2 separate regions of the Homo sapiens genome follow, and region 2 is linked to region 1. Evidence: read pairs that join two places in POLR2A ChIA-PET (ENCODE). Cell type or tissue: PC-3. All regions are shown on one strand. Links, peaks and the distances in the headings refer to the core of each region. The heading gives the core; the rest is flanking DNA.

What was found. Peaks named below come from ENCODE experiments on the same cell type or tissue, not always from the same donor. Only the 100,000 strongest peaks of a DNase experiment are listed, where the experiment ranks them.
Region 2: POLR2A ChIA-PET joins it to region 1 with 5 read pairs; 1 of 35 experiments calls an interaction of 5 or more read pairs at or near these places.

What each region holds. Positions count from the first base shown.
Region 1 is chr3:87,307,605-87,315,826 of GRCh38, forward strand. No RefSeq gene overlaps it. Among named protein-coding and RNA genes, the nearest start is that of POU1F1, 35 kb to the left of the region's middle. In PC-3, for the core only: no CTCF peak of the experiment used is centred there; DNase peaks (open chromatin) are centred at 2,187 and 3,907; H3K27ac peaks cover 3,477 bases.
Region 2 is chr3:87,692,752-87,700,973 of GRCh38, forward strand. No RefSeq gene overlaps it. Among named protein-coding and RNA genes, the nearest start is that of HTR1F, 96 kb to the right of the region's middle. In PC-3, for the core only: no CTCF peak of the experiment used is centred there; a DNase peak (open chromatin) is centred at 4,050.

The DNA of each region.
Region 1 (8,222 bases), core at 1,259-6,258:
TCAAGGGAAGCCACACCAGTGTTAACTATCTTGAACTTTCAGGGTGCACATTTGTGGGCTCCCAAGTAGGTTCTCTTGAGGACAGGAAGTGAGAGTTATGTGACTTGAGCCCTAGTTACAAATCCTGTGTGGATCTGGTCATTATGGTAATGTCTAGAGGAATAGACGAAACCAAAAAGTTTCAAAATTATCCCAAGTAATTTGCCGTCATCAATAGAACATTATGTTGTACCCACTCTTTCACTATATGATTTCCTAGCTGACTGCCACTTTATACAATATTACTCCTGTCATAATTCTTTTAGATTTCTATATCCAGTTAATGACTGACTCTAGGATACTGGCCATTGTCTTGATCTCACCTCCATTCCCCTCCATTCTACCTTTACCACTAGAGGGCATATATTAGACTATGTTATTACTAATAATGGTAACATCTCTACTCTCTCTATGACACATCCAGCTTTCCATACCTCACCTACTATATTTTTGATAACTTAACTTCAACATTGCTTATGCCTCACAAGGACCTATAATCCATCGATACTTTGGATTGTTCCTCCATTTCTTGTGTTCTTATTCCCCATCTTACCCAAATGAACTTTCTTACGAAGTGTTCTAATTAGTCTCTGATATATGTCTTCAACTGTCTGTCCTCTCTCACATTTTGATGAAATCACACAGATAAAGCCACTCTTCCTAATCTGTGCATCCTCCCACACAGAGGGAAATCACAGGAGCAGGCTGAGTGGTCTCACTTAAACTCACCACCACCACCCTCAAGTAGGCTCTTAATGCTGCTCAGGAATCAAACATTTCCCTATCTCATTTACTCTCCCACTCTGGCAATGATTTCCCGTCATTTCCTCACTCCTCAAACTTCTAACACCTTTCTTATCTTCATTCTCTGCTAACCACCTTGTCTCCCATTTCACTAACAAAACACAAGCAATCGAAAAACTTCTAGGAGACCCCACTACCTCTTCTACTCTCTTCCCTGTATATTTTCCTGTGTACTCTACCCTCTCTCCAATTTCAGAGAACAAACTCCTCTTCTTGTAGTCTAAACTTTGTCACTTTTAACCTCTCAAAGTCAACTTGCAAACAGTACATTCAGGTTTTGTGGGGCCTGAGCTTATAAATTTTGGAGGCCTTCTTTAGGAAAGAGTACAAAATTATACATATAAAATTAGGTACAAATGTGAATATTTATTTAAGATAAATCTCCACATGCTTGAAATATAAAAAAAATTGGAAAATTCTATAAGAATCTTTAAATTAACAAAAATATATTTTTATTAATAGCCTAGTATGTTTCTATAATGCTTTTTTTCTTCTATATTTTGTTGCATACTTGTTGGTTGCCTTTGCATATGCCAAGAATAAATTTTAGAATAATTTAAATAGATTAGAGTGGAATAGAATGGTAATCCAGTCATTCTTTTAGTATTATTGATTTTGAATTTATTGTTAAAATTTTAGAGAATTTTATTTCAACTTCAATATTGGTAATGTCATGTGTATTTTTAAAGACTGTTGTCAAATTGGGGCAATATTAGTTTTTTTCACATATGAGTTATAAAATCTTACTCTTGTGAGTGACAACTTTTAAATACCTGTATTCTTTTAGTGGACAATAGTATCCAATTTTTTATGACATCATTATATTATAACTTGCATATTTCTTTATCAATGTCTTTATTTTGTGGTAAACTATCAAGAAACAAATGTTTTCAATGTGTTCATATGATTTATTTCTTCTTATAAATTTGAATATCAAGTAAGCTGAGTCTATTCATTAATTCCAGTAGAAAGTGTATACTTTCTTAATTATTCATTTTTATAAGATTAAAAATATTAAAGCAATTTGGCTTCTTTAATGTCAGAAATAACTTAGCTTGCCTTAATAGAGGAATATATAAAAAATGATTTTATTGGTACAATCATAATTTTACAGACTGTATTGTCATGTATATCCCAGACAGAATACTTGTGTTGTGACTAGTTATCAATGAAAAGCAAATTCTCTACCTCCAATTTTTAATATTTGATAATTTGAAGAATTTCCCAAAGACTAGTTTCTGATTCCACACATTGTAAACTTTTTCCTCATCCATTACTAACATAATTCAGGTACTGGGCATGGCAGGTCACTTTCATATTGAGATGTGGCCTCTGATCCTGCCAGGATGCCAGGTGAGTCAGCACTGTGGTAAGAGATAGGATTGCTGGAAGACATTGTACATGGAATCAGGCAGCAGTGACTGTCAACTACGAAAACATATCTTGCTAAACTCAAATCAAATGTATTCCCTAATTATATCTACCCCTAGACTAATCTGCCAAAATGTCGGTGACCACTCTGACACCACCTAACATGACTAGACGGGATGCTGAAGTGGGAAGAAATACTAGTCCTAATCATTTTGAGGCAGGATAGGTGGTCAAGGAAGTAGCCGTGTTCTCAGGATGTAGCAACCATGGTGACCATACAGCCAACACAGTAGGCCTAAGCATTCGCATTGTAATTGAGCTCATTCAAGCCATATGCACTTTGATTTTACCTGTCCTCAAAGTGACCCTTTTCTCTTTTTAATGGTAAAAAAAATCCCTGGGTGAAGATTTAAAATGCTAATGAACATGTGATATATGAACAAGCATGTACAGCTACTGCACATGTGTACCCAGGAGACCACTCAGAACATGCTTACTATAATACCTCTTTCCACCTCCTTATGGATGATCGTGTAAGACTCCTGTAAAGGTTGTCTCCTGGCCAGGCATAGTGGCTTACACCTGTAATCCCAGCACTTTAGGAGGCTGAGGTGGGAGGATCACAAGGTCAGGAGTTCAAGACCAGCCTGGTCAATATGGTGAAACCACGTGTCTACTAAAAATACAAAAATTAGCTGGGCGCGGTGGCATGTACCTGTAGTCCCAGCTACTAGGGAGGCTGAGGCAGAAGAATTGCTTGAAGCCTGGAGGCAGAGGTTGCAGTGAGCTGAGATTGTGCCACTGCACTCCAGCCTGGTGACAGAGTGACACTCGGTCTCAAAAAAAAAAAAAAAAAAAAAAAGAAAGGCTGTCTTCCTCATGCCTGTCTTTGCAGTCTCACCTTTATGAGCAGCTTGCCCTGCATTACCTCTCTCTGAGTACACAGTGTATACTGTCTATTCTGCACTTACTTTAAAAATATTTTTTTTCCTTTTTAATAAATTACTCTATCTTGCACTTCTTTTGCTGTGTGTCTCTTGTTTAAATTCTTTTAAATTAAGAAGACAAGAACTGAGGTTTCACATCAGCCATTAAAAATTTGTGTTTAAAATTTCCTTGCATTTGAAAATTTTGCAAGAGAACATACGACAATGTCAACCTATTGCTCGGGTACCTTTTATGGCCTTGGGAGTAGCCTGTGAAACTGAGGGTCCCTGAAACTTAAACTTCATTAGCTTTGTAGCACATCTGCCTATAATAACCAAGAATTTTGTTTCCAACAAAAATATTTCCCTACCTGAGGTTTTTCTCATCAGTAAACAAATATTCTTTTACATATATCATGAATAAAATGTCTTGACAATTCTTTGCTCTCACACTATCACCTCATTATTTTTCTTTCCTTTATAGTAAAACTATTTTTTAAACAGCAAAACTGTGTTGGATAAATTCACTCTAATTCCTCCCCGCCTAGGTTCTTCAAATTTGCTACATGCTTCCTTAATCTTTATCTCTCCTTTCAAACTGTTTTTGTCAATGTCACCAGTGAAGTAACCTCAAAATCCCACATTCACCCACTCTTACCTGCAGCTCCTGAAAACTTTCTCATCTCAGTTAATAGTGACTTCATTCTTCCACTTACTCAGGCCAAAATACTAGAGTCATCTCTGATTCATGGTTGCTCTCATAAAATTGTCAGAAAATCCTGTAGGCTCTCCCTTCCAGTACCTCTTGGTATAAGTCATCATCCTCTCTCACATAGAGTAATGCCACAGTCTCCTAAATGGTCAGTCTCTCTTCACTCTATTCTCAACAGTGCTGTTGGAGAATTTGAAACTATAAGCCAGGCCCATCTGCCGCTCAAAACACTTCCATAGCTTATACTTTTACTTGGAATATAAGCTGAAGTCTTTACAAAGGCTCTAAAAGCTCTTCCCAATCTGTCCATGGCCTTCCTGCCCTCATCTCTACTCCTCCTTTGCTCACTCAGCCTTCCTTGTTAGTTCTTGAACATCTGGGTGGGCTCCCAGGCAGGGCAGTTCCTCTATCTGCAGTGCTCTGGCTTGGACTATCCATGCTGCTGGGCCCTTCTCGCTTTCAGTCTTTACTCAAATTTTATCTTCTCAGTCATGCTTCCCTGATCATTTAAATTTAAATGATTTATTTAATTAAAATTTAATAAAATTAAATTTTAAAATTTAACGTTGCACTCTCTACAATTTTTCTATAGACTTCTGCTTTAGAAGTCTGTAGAACTAATAGCACTAATCTCTACTCATATTCTATAGATCATGATTATTCTGTTTATTATCTGTTGATCCCCTTGACTCCACCCCCACTTTCTAAGAACAGAAGCTCCAAGAAGGCAGGGTACTGCTGGAATGAAGAATATTGGCCAGTACACACACAAAAAGGCGCTCAGTAAAAATGTATTTGTTGAATACATGAAAGAACAAATGAAGGACTAAAACTTTCTCTTATATTTCTGATGTACCTCTCATCAGTAACATACAACTGGAATATTCTTTAACTCAGTATTAATTACTTATCTTTTTTTTTTTTTTTGAGAAGGAGTCTTGCTCTTTTGCCCAGGTTGGAGTGCAAGGGCGTAATCTCAGCTCACTGCAATCTCTGCCTCTGGGATTCAAGTGATTCTTTTGCCTCGGCCTCTGGAGGAGCTGGGATTACAGGCATGTGCCCCCATGCCTGGCTAATTTTTGTATTTTTAGTAGGGACGGGGTTTCACCATATTGGCCAGGCTGGTTTCGAACTCCTGACCTTAGGCGATCCACACGCCTTAGCTTCCCAAAGTGCTGGGATTACAGATGTGAGCCACCACACCCAGCTGACTTACTTATCTTTTAACTATCATGTTTTATTCATTTATAGTAATAGTAATTGATGGTATATTTTCGATTTTTTCTCCCATCTTAGTATTTTTGAAAATGTTGCTATTTCTACACATCTTTCACTTTTCTCCTTTCTTGTTTTCAATTGGATTGCTGAGGAATTTTTTCCCATTTCCAATTTTCCTCTCTACTAACTTGGAAACTATTGTCAACCAGCCTTAGAAGCATGGACTCTCTATTCATAGTTTAATTTGCTAGTCTAATAAATGGATTTTTTTATAGCTAAAGAAAGCACTAAGCTTCACCATATACCATTCTTCCTTGTCCATTTGTAAAGTTCAGAGGTATAATGACAAATTTTTTAAGTGCAACTTTTAAAACTAAACAAAATATCATACTCAAACATATCTCAGCACAAATGGAAACTTGAAAGGTGAAGCCCCCTAACTATATAGTTAGAGAACATGCCTACTGTTGACAAAAAGAGTCAAACACTGTAAAATATTTGAAGATATTTATTCTGAGACAAAGCCTGATTAATGGACCATGACATAGCCCTCAGGAGATCCTGAGAACATGTGCCCAAGGTGGTTGGGTCGCAACTTGGTTTTCTACATATTAGGGAGACATATGGCAACAATCAATACATGTAAGATGTACATTGGTTTGGTCCAGAAAGGCAGGACAACTGGAAGCCAGGGTTTCCAAGTCACAGGCAGATTCAAAAATTTTCTGATTGGCAATTGATTGAAAGAGTTATTATCTATAGAAAGGAATGTCTAGGTTACCATAAGGGATTATGGAGACCAAGGTTTTGTCATACAGATGAAGCCTCCCGGTAGCAGGATTCAGAGAGAATAGATTGTAAGTGTTTATTATCAGACTTAAAGAGTGTTCTGTCAGCAGTTCCAAAAGAGAAGAGGGTATAATGAGGTATGTCCAGCTCCCCCTTCCCATCACAGCCTGAACTAATTTTTCAGGTTAACTTTGGAATGCCCTTAGCTGAGAGGAGGGGTCCAGTCTGTTAAGATGGTTGAGGGGTAGGCAGTAACACTTTATTTTTGGTTTACACTACCTTAAGACAGTCTGACTGTACTGTAGAATTACTTCAGAAATGTTAAACAACACTGATGTCTGGGCCTCATTTCCACACAGTGAAATCATAACCCTCAGTGAGGAACAGACAGCAGGTAGCTCCAATGATTCTAATGTGTAGTCAGAGATGAGTGTCGCTGCCATGAATCATTCATATGCCTGAGCTGGCAACACCTGGCATTTTATATTCCAAATATCTTTACATACTATTCTCAATCTCTAACTTTCTATTTATAGCAGATAAAAATTCACAGATTCATATTTTCCACAAAGTTTTTCTTCTCACTATTTGAAATTCTTACTTATTAGAAATTATGTTGAATTGACAAACATTTTGTAAGTCAGATATCATCTAGAAAGTTACAAGCAGTGGTGTGTTGGTATTTAAACACTGATTTTCTCAAGGGGAAGAAGACTGATTTGTAGCATTTGCCAATTTCACTGGTGTAAATACTTCCACAATGACCAGTGTTAAGCTATCAACTAGCTGTCACTAATATTGGAATTAGGAAGAGAGGTGCACAGTTAGCTTTCATGAGCCTGTGAGCCTGCTCCAGGACACAATTGAGTGTAAGGTTTTCAATCACATTACAGAATGATAGATTCACCACCTCATTTCACAAATGAAGGATCCAACATGCAGAGGGTTTAAGTCACTTTTTCTAAATGAAACATTTACTTATGAGAATATTGGCAATTAATATTGAAGCAGAATGTGAGATGAAACTGTAAAATTATGTGAAAACACACACACATACATATTAATTAATAAAAATCCCAATTAACCTAACATTATGTATTGACTGACTTTCTTTTCTATTGCTAAGGTGTGATGTCTCTTCATTACTTAGTAAGTGCTTATATATAACAGGCATGTTCCTGGTTTACGTATTATGCTCCATTTTCTCTATTACTCTTCTTTAGATTAAAATTTGTTTTCACATTTACCAGGACATTCTGCCTCAATTCTCCTCTTTTGAAACTATGGCTTGGCTCTTTCTTACATATTTTTCCAGATATCTTTAAAATATTTTAAATTATTTTCAAATAAATTATTTATAATTTTGTTTAGAATTAACCAATTAAATATGTAATTAAGGAAAATTAATAGTTATTAAACATTAAGAATTTCCATCAGAGGAATTTTAATGCATTTATTATTTTTGTTGTTATTAGGAGTCAGTTTTCTTTCTTCATTTAAAAGTAAATAAAAGATTTTCATAGAAAAATTATTAATTCTGTTTCTTGGCCAATTATATTTTCAAGATATGAAAACATATAAATACAATAAACTATGCCATATATATGTACACAACCATACAAATACATATATATATACACATTTGATCCTCATTCTCAAGTTGCATATTTGTGAATTTGCATGCTCACTAAAATTTATTTGTAACCCCACAATCAATACTCCGGGTGCTTTAATGGTCATTCAATGTCAGTTGTGACTATGTACGGAGCAGCAAAAACTTTGAGTCACCCCCACTGATGCACATTCCCAGCGAGGTCAAACAAGGTGATGCTTCACCTTCTTGTTTCAACTGTTTACCTTAAGAAGTGCCCTTTCTGTGGTCCATTTAGTGCTGTTCTTTAACGATTTTTTGTGCTTTTTGTTTGTGATTTTTGGTTTAAAATGGCTTCTAAGTATAGGGCTGTAGCCTACTGTCCCTAAGCACAAGAAGGCTTAATGTGTCGTAAGGAGGAGAAAATATGTGTGTTAGATAAGCTTCGTTTGGGTGTGTGTTATAGTGCTGTTGACCTTGCGTTCAACATCGATGAATCAACAATACGGTATATCCAGGAAAGGGGAGAAGAAATTCGTTGATTTATATCTGAAGCTACTCTCGAAAGTGCTAAAGTGACACCTATAGTGCTTGATGAAGCTACAGAAAAAAAATAGAAATGGGTAAATTTGTGTCATCATGGGATGACAATCAATAAAAAAGGTGTATTAAACATCACTATTATGAGGCTAAAAGCCAAAGAAATTTACAGTCACATAACCAGAGCCGGTAAAATGATAAGCCCTTTGTGGCTAGTGTTTTATAATGAAGA
Region 2 (8,222 bases), core at 1,893-6,892, 390 kb after region 1:
GTCACCCCAGACAACAAGGCCAATTCAGCATGGCCCCAGAAACTGATAATGTGCTTTCTATGTCACCATTGACAGTTATCTCATACTAGGCCATGTACTCTTTTCCTTAGTTATTTAGCCATTGATATTGCCATCTTGACTCCTGCTATACAGGAAACGTTAAGTCAGAAAAATCAAAGTGGTGTAGACAATGGATTGGGGGACAGGAGAGGAGAGAATAAAAGTAGACTAGAAAATATTTTTTTTTTCTTGAGAGAGAGAGAGGATCTCACTTTGTTACCCTGGCTGGAGTGCAATGGCATGACCAGGGCTCACTGCAGCCTTGATCTCCCTGGGGTCAGGTGATCCTCGCACCTCAGCCTCCTGAGTAGCTGGGACCACAGGCATGCACCACCACACCCAGCTAAATTTTTGTATTTTTTTTTTAGAGACAGTCTCCCTGTGTTGTCCAGGCTGGCCTCAGGCAATCCACCTACCTTTGCCTCCCAAAGTGCTGAGATTACAGGTGTGAGCCAATGTGTCCAGCCTAAGAAAATAATTTTGAATAAGACTTTTTATAGGGAGAAATCAATCGATGTATGAAAATAAAGTTCATCTTAGGGAAATCACAATGGGCTTTTAAAATGTGATTGCCAATGTCTTTTAAAAGATATTCCCTTTCTGAAAAGCTTAAATAATTAATTTTAAAACATATTAGAAATATGTGAAGACTAAGATATGAAAAATCCTACACATGAATGACATAAAATTAAGGAGATGACCAAAGAATTTAAGGCAATGACAAAAGAAAAAAATTTGAATTTCCATTTTAATACTCAAGTCTGATGTTCTTAAAGTTGAGTGAGGCCATCAAAAATGAAAAAAAAAAAATCCCCATCTTGTTTGATTTTACTTTTTTTCATTTCAGTAACTTAAAGCAAAGATTAAAATCTGCCTTATTTTTTTAAAATGACATCAAATGTCCTCTTATCAGAAAACCATTATCTGCTCACTTAATATCTGAAGGTGATAATCAATCAATTTATCACCAGGTGATAAGGTAGCCCTTATTACTGAGTCTAGATATGGTGGGTTCTGACTACTTATAGAATTATTACATAACTTCAACCAAATACTTATAAAAACTTGTGTTAATTAAACCTAGCACTAGTAATTAATTACCAATAGATTTTAATAAATAAACAAATTCAAAATATCATAATAAAAGCCTATGGAATATTCAAAGCAATAAAGGCATTCTATGATAATTAGATCTTTAACTATGGGTATTACACTTAAAATTATTTTTAAATTTTTATTTATCCTTTATGTTCCAAACGCCACTGCCACCCCAAATCCAGAAAATTGCATTTGTTTTTCTGTTCTTCAATTTTCATAAAGGAATAAAATGTAATAACTGTTACATATTACATTTGTACATATCAATATACAAAGATATATTGTATATCTTTCCTAAAATTTATTATAATAATTTTGGGGGGTAAATCTATTCTCCTTTGCATTTTAAGCACATATTTTTCAGATGAATCATTATAGTTTAAATTGTGCATCTAGCTATTACAGTTAAATGTCCATAATTCCCAAAATAAGTTCCAAAGAGTTCCTTAGGAAATGATCTAATTTGACATTCACTCAGAAATTAATCTCTGTGAGTGGTAACTCTCCTTCAGTTAACAATAAAATAGCCTACTGAATTTATTGCGTTTGATTTTGTAAACTGAAAACAAAGGCTGTCCTATAAGCTATACAATTTAAATAACTAGTTTTCCAAATGCCAGTTATTTGCATAATGCTAATAGTACATAATAGATGCACAAAACTTTCAGCTAATATGTGATGTTAATGAGAAATCACTTAACAATAAATTTCTTATTTAAATATCAGTTACTAACATTCATGCTGACAAGATAGAGACCAGTATGAAAAAATACCCTTAAGTATTCAATAAAGAAATCAAAATGTGTTATTTCAATGGTTTGCAGCTTGTTTCTGTCAAGAATAACTGATAATCAGGATAGTGCCAGAAGAAGGGTTCAATTTTCAAGAAGTTGCACCTGTGATTTCAGCTGCTGCAGGTCAATGGCAGACACTCAAGCTGAAATTACAGAAGCTATAAAACTGTTGACAGCAGAACTCAATTTTATTGTCCTCACATTCCAAGCGAGTACATCAGGAATAGGGTTAACCAGTTGCATTCCAGACTGTAGACACCGCTGCTTTACAGAAAGCCATAATTTTTTTGACACTCCTTTTAATATTTGACATTAATTTTTATTTGAATTATAATAGCTATCTTTAATTAAGTACTTATTATATGTCAGGCATCTTACCAGATTTTTATATATTATTTATGATTCACAGATAAACCGAAGCTCACAAGAGATAGTCTGCCCACCTTTCCAGCTACACAGTGATTTGAATTGGCCTGGTTGATTTGAAACCACATTATGCTGTAACCCTCTCCTCATAAGATGCTCCCTCAGAACAGCAGCAATGGCATCACTTGAGACCTTTTAGAAATGCAGAAACTCAGGTATTACCCGAGGTAAAATGAACAAAATCTGCACTTTAACAAGATCCTCACATAAGCCATATGCTCATGCCACTAAAGAAGTACTGCAGGCTGGAGCGGTGGCTCATGCCTGTAATCCCAGCACTTTGGGAGGCCAAGGTGGCTGGATCATTTGACGTCAGGAGTTCAAGACCAGCCTGGCCAATGTGGTGAAACCATGTCTCTACTAAAAATACAAAAATTAGGCAGGTGGTAGTGGCGTGTACCTGTAATCCCAGCTACTCAGGAGGCTGAGGCAGGAGAATTGCTTGAGCCTGGGAGGCAGAGGTTGTGGTGTCACCAGACTGCACTCCAGTCTAGGTGACAGAGTGAGACCCTGTCTCAAAAAAAAAAAAAAAAAAAAAAAGTACTGCACAACACTATTTCATTGAAAGCAATTTAAATGACCCTTATGGAGCTTCTGTATCCTGCCAGTGAATTAAAATCAGTGACCTACTTGCAAACATATACAAACATACCATTCACACTTTCAGTAATATGCAAACTAAGAAGGAGGGCTTGAGAAAAGCAGCATTCTGGAAAGCATTGCTAGGAAGTAAAGGATATCAGATTTGTCCTACCCGAATTCAAAGATATTTCATAATTTAGTGTCCAAATCACAACCATATTGTTTTCTTAGCAAAAATAATTACAGTAACTGTCATGTTTTATTTAAAAATCAATTAAATTTATCATTTGTTTATTCACTCAACCATTTAATGAGAATTTGCTGAATGTTTACAGAGTTGTTCGCAAATTCTAGCTGGCATCAGAAGTACCAGGAGGGCTTGTTCAACCACAAATTGTTAGGCCCCCCACCCCAGAGCTTCTGATTCTGTGAATTTCTAACAAGTATGCAGACTGTGCTAATGATACTACTCCAGGCAGTACTCTTGAAAGCCACTGACTCTGAATATACTAGCCATTATACTATTTTGGAAACTATAATGAATTTGATAGTATTTTTTTCCCTAGAAACTTACATACTATTGGGCAACTACAATGACTACTGTCAAGTTCACGGCCACACCAAAGGTCAAGCTGAGGTCCAGAGGGAGTGAGTGAATGAGCAGAATGAACACTCGAGGGACACAGGCAGGTGAAAGATGATTTTATTCAGCAGCAGCTCTCATCAACAGCTTTCTCTCACACTGTCTGCCCTGTCTCGGCTGCTTAGTCTGGTGGCCTCCACACACAGCTGTGCAGTTGGCTCTCCCTTGCCTTCAGGGCCAGCAGCTTAACTCTTTTTCTCTCTGAGCACGAGCAAGCCGAGCTTGTCCTGGCTCTCCATTGTCTGTCTGCAAAGATGGACATCTCTGGCTTTCTCTCTCTTTCTCTGGGTGCCAGCAGCCTACACAGTGTCAACAGGGCAATTAGAGCTTTCATAGACAATAGTGGCTTAGAGTCAAGTGATGGCCTTCCCTATGTTATGGCTATGGTGGTGAGCTTCTCTATGTTATGTCTAGATGGCTATGATAACAAATGGAGTCATACACCTGCACTCTAAACTTGCTGAGTCACACAGGATGTAAACATCTACCTTGGCCTATCCTTGACCAAAGCACAGCCATGTTCTTTATAACTACGTAAATATGTGTGAGTTAGAAAATGATCATCAAAAAAGGTACAAAATTAATACTACAGGTATTCAAAATGCAGATACATTATTTCTAGCTACAAGATTCAAGTGAAATTTCAAATAATAATGGAAGAAAAATGAAAAAAATGAATTGAAATTTGGGGAGGAGTCAATGTTGTGCTTTTAACAAACTGTGGATACAATCTGGACTTTTAGAATTTTATGGGCAAGGCATTCTTTGGATTAAGAATCACTGAATATAATTTAAGATACAGAAACACAAAAAATTAAGATTGACAGCTGCTTGATCTAGCAATGTTCGATAATTGGAAAATAGAAACTAAGGTTGGAAATAGTACAGGGTGAAATTAAGTACACTGGGCATTTATTATAAATAATGAGATGCTAGTTAAATATTTTAACAGAGCAGAGTTATAATCAGTTCTGGATTTTAGGAAGTTTTATCTGCAAATTATCATAGCTAAATTCCTGTAGCTAGTTTGTGATAGAGGTAGGATTTTAAGCAGTGATGTTTTATTATTTCTCCAAATTTATTATTTCCATTCCTCCATTTTGAAAATGTTTTAGGAAAGGGGAAAAATGATAAAATAGCAGTAAAGCAGGATGAAGAGATGGATGAATGGATATGTAGGTAGATGGATAAATGTGGAGATGGGCATATATATACATATGGATAGATCAATAGAGATAGAAAGATTAAAAAGGAGATAGAAAAGAAGATTAAGTTTGAAGGAGAGAAAATGAAAAGGAAAAATGAAAGAGGGAAACTTGATGGTATACAATATTTTTAAAAGGAAGGAAAGAAAATCAGTGCCACAAGTGGCCAGCTGAGCTATGGGAAAAAATGTTGCTTATTCCCCCACTGTAATAGATGGAAAAGCAGAAGAGTTAAGTGAAGATATAGAGCAAAAAGGTACACAAAAACTTCCTATAAGAGTGTTTATCTGAAAGAGCTTCTTCCCAATAAAGTATAACAGAACAGAAGGACTTTTGGAAAGGGTATGTAGGAAAGTGTCAAGATTAAAAGATGGAGGAATTTGGAGAGTTTAGAATAGAGATGTTTTCAATAGAAGAGTTCTACTAGGATTCATTCACATTATTTTTGTATTCCAAATGAGGAGTTTTATTCCTATAAATCAGACATTACATTAAAATATTACCTTCTAATAGGGCCATTCCATATTTCCTTGTAAAATACCCACCACCTTGTCTCCCCAATTCACATCATCCTGTTTTATCACACCCTGTATTTAAAATTATCTTGTTTATTTACACGCTCATTTCCTACCTCCCTACCATCCTTAATTTATAAAATCCAGAAGAGTAGATACCTTGCCTATCTTTCTTACTGCATATCCCCATTGTCTAGAACAATGTCTGGTAGGGGCTATGAGCCCAAACAATAGTTGTTGAATGAATACTACTTTATGACTTTGCCACATAATTCAGCAATTCCAGTAAAGCATACTCAAGTTGGAGATATGAATAACCGAGATCTAGAGAGTGGCATAATAGTGTGGATAAAATTTAAAAGCAAAAACAAAAAGTGGTTATTCAGAGTACAAGAGATACGTCATAGAACTGCCTGATGTAGGTGCTAGATTTAGCCAGCTAGGGACCCTAGAAGCAAAATACTGAAATAAAGTTAGGTGAGAGAATAGATATGAAAGTTACATCTTGAGAAATGATTCTCAAAGTGTGGTCCAGGTTCAGCAGGATCAACATCACCTGGACAATTGTAAGAAATTCAAATTATCATCCCCACCTGAGAAATACTGAATCAGAGACACCGGGGCTCAGTGTATTTTAACAAGCTGTTCAGCTGCTTCTAAGCCAGGTGAAGTTTGAGAACCACTGCTTTGGCAGTGAGGATAGGCATACCTTGTTTTATTGCATTTCACTTTATTGCTTTCTGCATATATTGCATTTTTCACAAATTGGAGGTTTGTGGCAACCCTGCATCAGGCAAGTCAATGGGTATCATTTTTCCAACAGCATGTGCTCATTTTGTGTCTCCATGTCACATTTTGGTCATTCCAGTAATATTTCAAATTTTTATTATTATTATATCTGTTATGGTGATCTGTGACCAGTGATCTTCAATGTTACTATTGTAATTGTTTTGGGGTGCCAAAAATGCACACATATAAGATGCCAAACTTAACAAATAAATACTGTGTGTGTTCTGACTGCTCCACTGACCAGTCATGCCCCCATCTCTCTCCCTCTCATAGAGTCACCCTCTTCCCCGAAATGCAACAATATTAAAATTAGACCAGTGAAAATCCTACAATGGTCTCTAATTTTTGGAATGAAAAGAAGAGTTTCCTGTCTCTAGCTTTCCAGGTGTGGTGGCATGCACCTGTAATCCCAGCTACTAGGGAGGCTGAGGCAGGATAATTTCTTGAACCCAGGAGGCGGAGGTTGCCATAAGCAGAGATCGTGCCACTGCACTCCAGCCTGGATGACAGAGTGAGACTCCATCCCCCACAAAAAAAGCTAGAAAGGATGAAGCTTAGTGAGGAAGGTGTGTCAAAGGCAGAGATAGGCTGACAGCTAAGCCTCTTGCACCAAACTCTTGGCCAAGTTGTGAATGCAAAGGAAAAGTTTAAGGAAATGAAAAGTGCTGCTCCAGTGAATACACGAGTGATAAGAAAGCAAAATCATCATATTGCTTATATGGAGAAAGTTTTAGTGGTCTGGATAGAAGATCCAACCAGCCACAACACACCCTTAAGCCAAAGCCTAATCCAAAGCAAGGCCCCAACTCTTCAATTCTATGAAGGCTGAGAGGTAAGAAAGCTGCAGAAGAAAAATTTGAAGCCAGCAGAGGTTGGTTCATGAGGTTTAAGAAAAGAAGCTCTATCCATAAAATAAAAGTGCAAGATGAAGCAGCAAGTTATGATGGAGAAGCTACAGCAAGTTATTTAGAAGATCTAGTTAAGATTATTGATGAAGGTGGCACACTAAACAACAAACTTTCAGTGTAGATGAGACATGTATTGGAAGAAGATGCCTGTATACATGAATAATATTCTATGGAAAGTTTATATTTTACAAGTCTCCCTCCACTGGAGGGACTCAGGACAAAATTAGAGTTTATGGAAGACAGAATTTGTACATCAAAAAAGTAGGGCTTAGACTGTTTTATTACTGAGTTATCTTCCAATTTTGAAAGACAATGATTCTAAAAGCCTTTACTCCACATTTAGCCCACTGTAGATAAATACTTAAAATGAAATTTCTTCAAATCTATTCTTTTTATTAGAAAATAATTTAATTTTCTCTAAATTGCAGTCATCTCCATTAGCTAAGAACTGACAATTGAAGGGTTGAACACAACTGCTCTTATTGCATTAACATGGAGACAAGCATCACTTATCTCTACATATTACCTGGTTCTGTTTAAGGAAAATTTGTGCAGGGACTCCAATTTTTCACTTAAAAATTGCAAAAAATAATACTCTGTAATGTTCCATAACAAAAGAAAAAATCAAACTAAATGAAAATAAAAATATTAGCCTAATATGTGGAAATCAGAAATAGGTTTCCAGGATCTCACATAACGCACATTGAGAGTTTTATTAGAATCCTCTGCCAATGAAGTATTGCTTTGCTGTTCAAAATAAATGCTGTAACAGCTTTCCAAATCATCTACATTGCCACCACAGACAATATCTTTGCCAGCCACATCAAACTAACTGGAAAAAAACATAAACAAGTACCAAAATGCATTCGCTAATGAATTATCTTAGGGGAGACCCCCAGAGAGAGCAGCAAAGTAAAATTTAAATTGGTGTCGTGACTGAGGTAGACAACTAGACAGCTGGGAATTATAGTTTGGAAGTGTCAGATAGTGATAGAAACCAAGTGAGCATTCTAATGATCTAATGAGAGACAGACTAAGATTGGGTCAAAGACAAGGTGCCAAAAACTGACAGAAAAGCTTCATTGGGTGTAAATAATTGAGATAAGTAAGTAATTCTATGAAGTTTCATGGTCAGATGCAGATACTTTTCATTTGGTTATTCTGTGACGTTCACTTATGGCAGAACTACATGATCCTAAAAC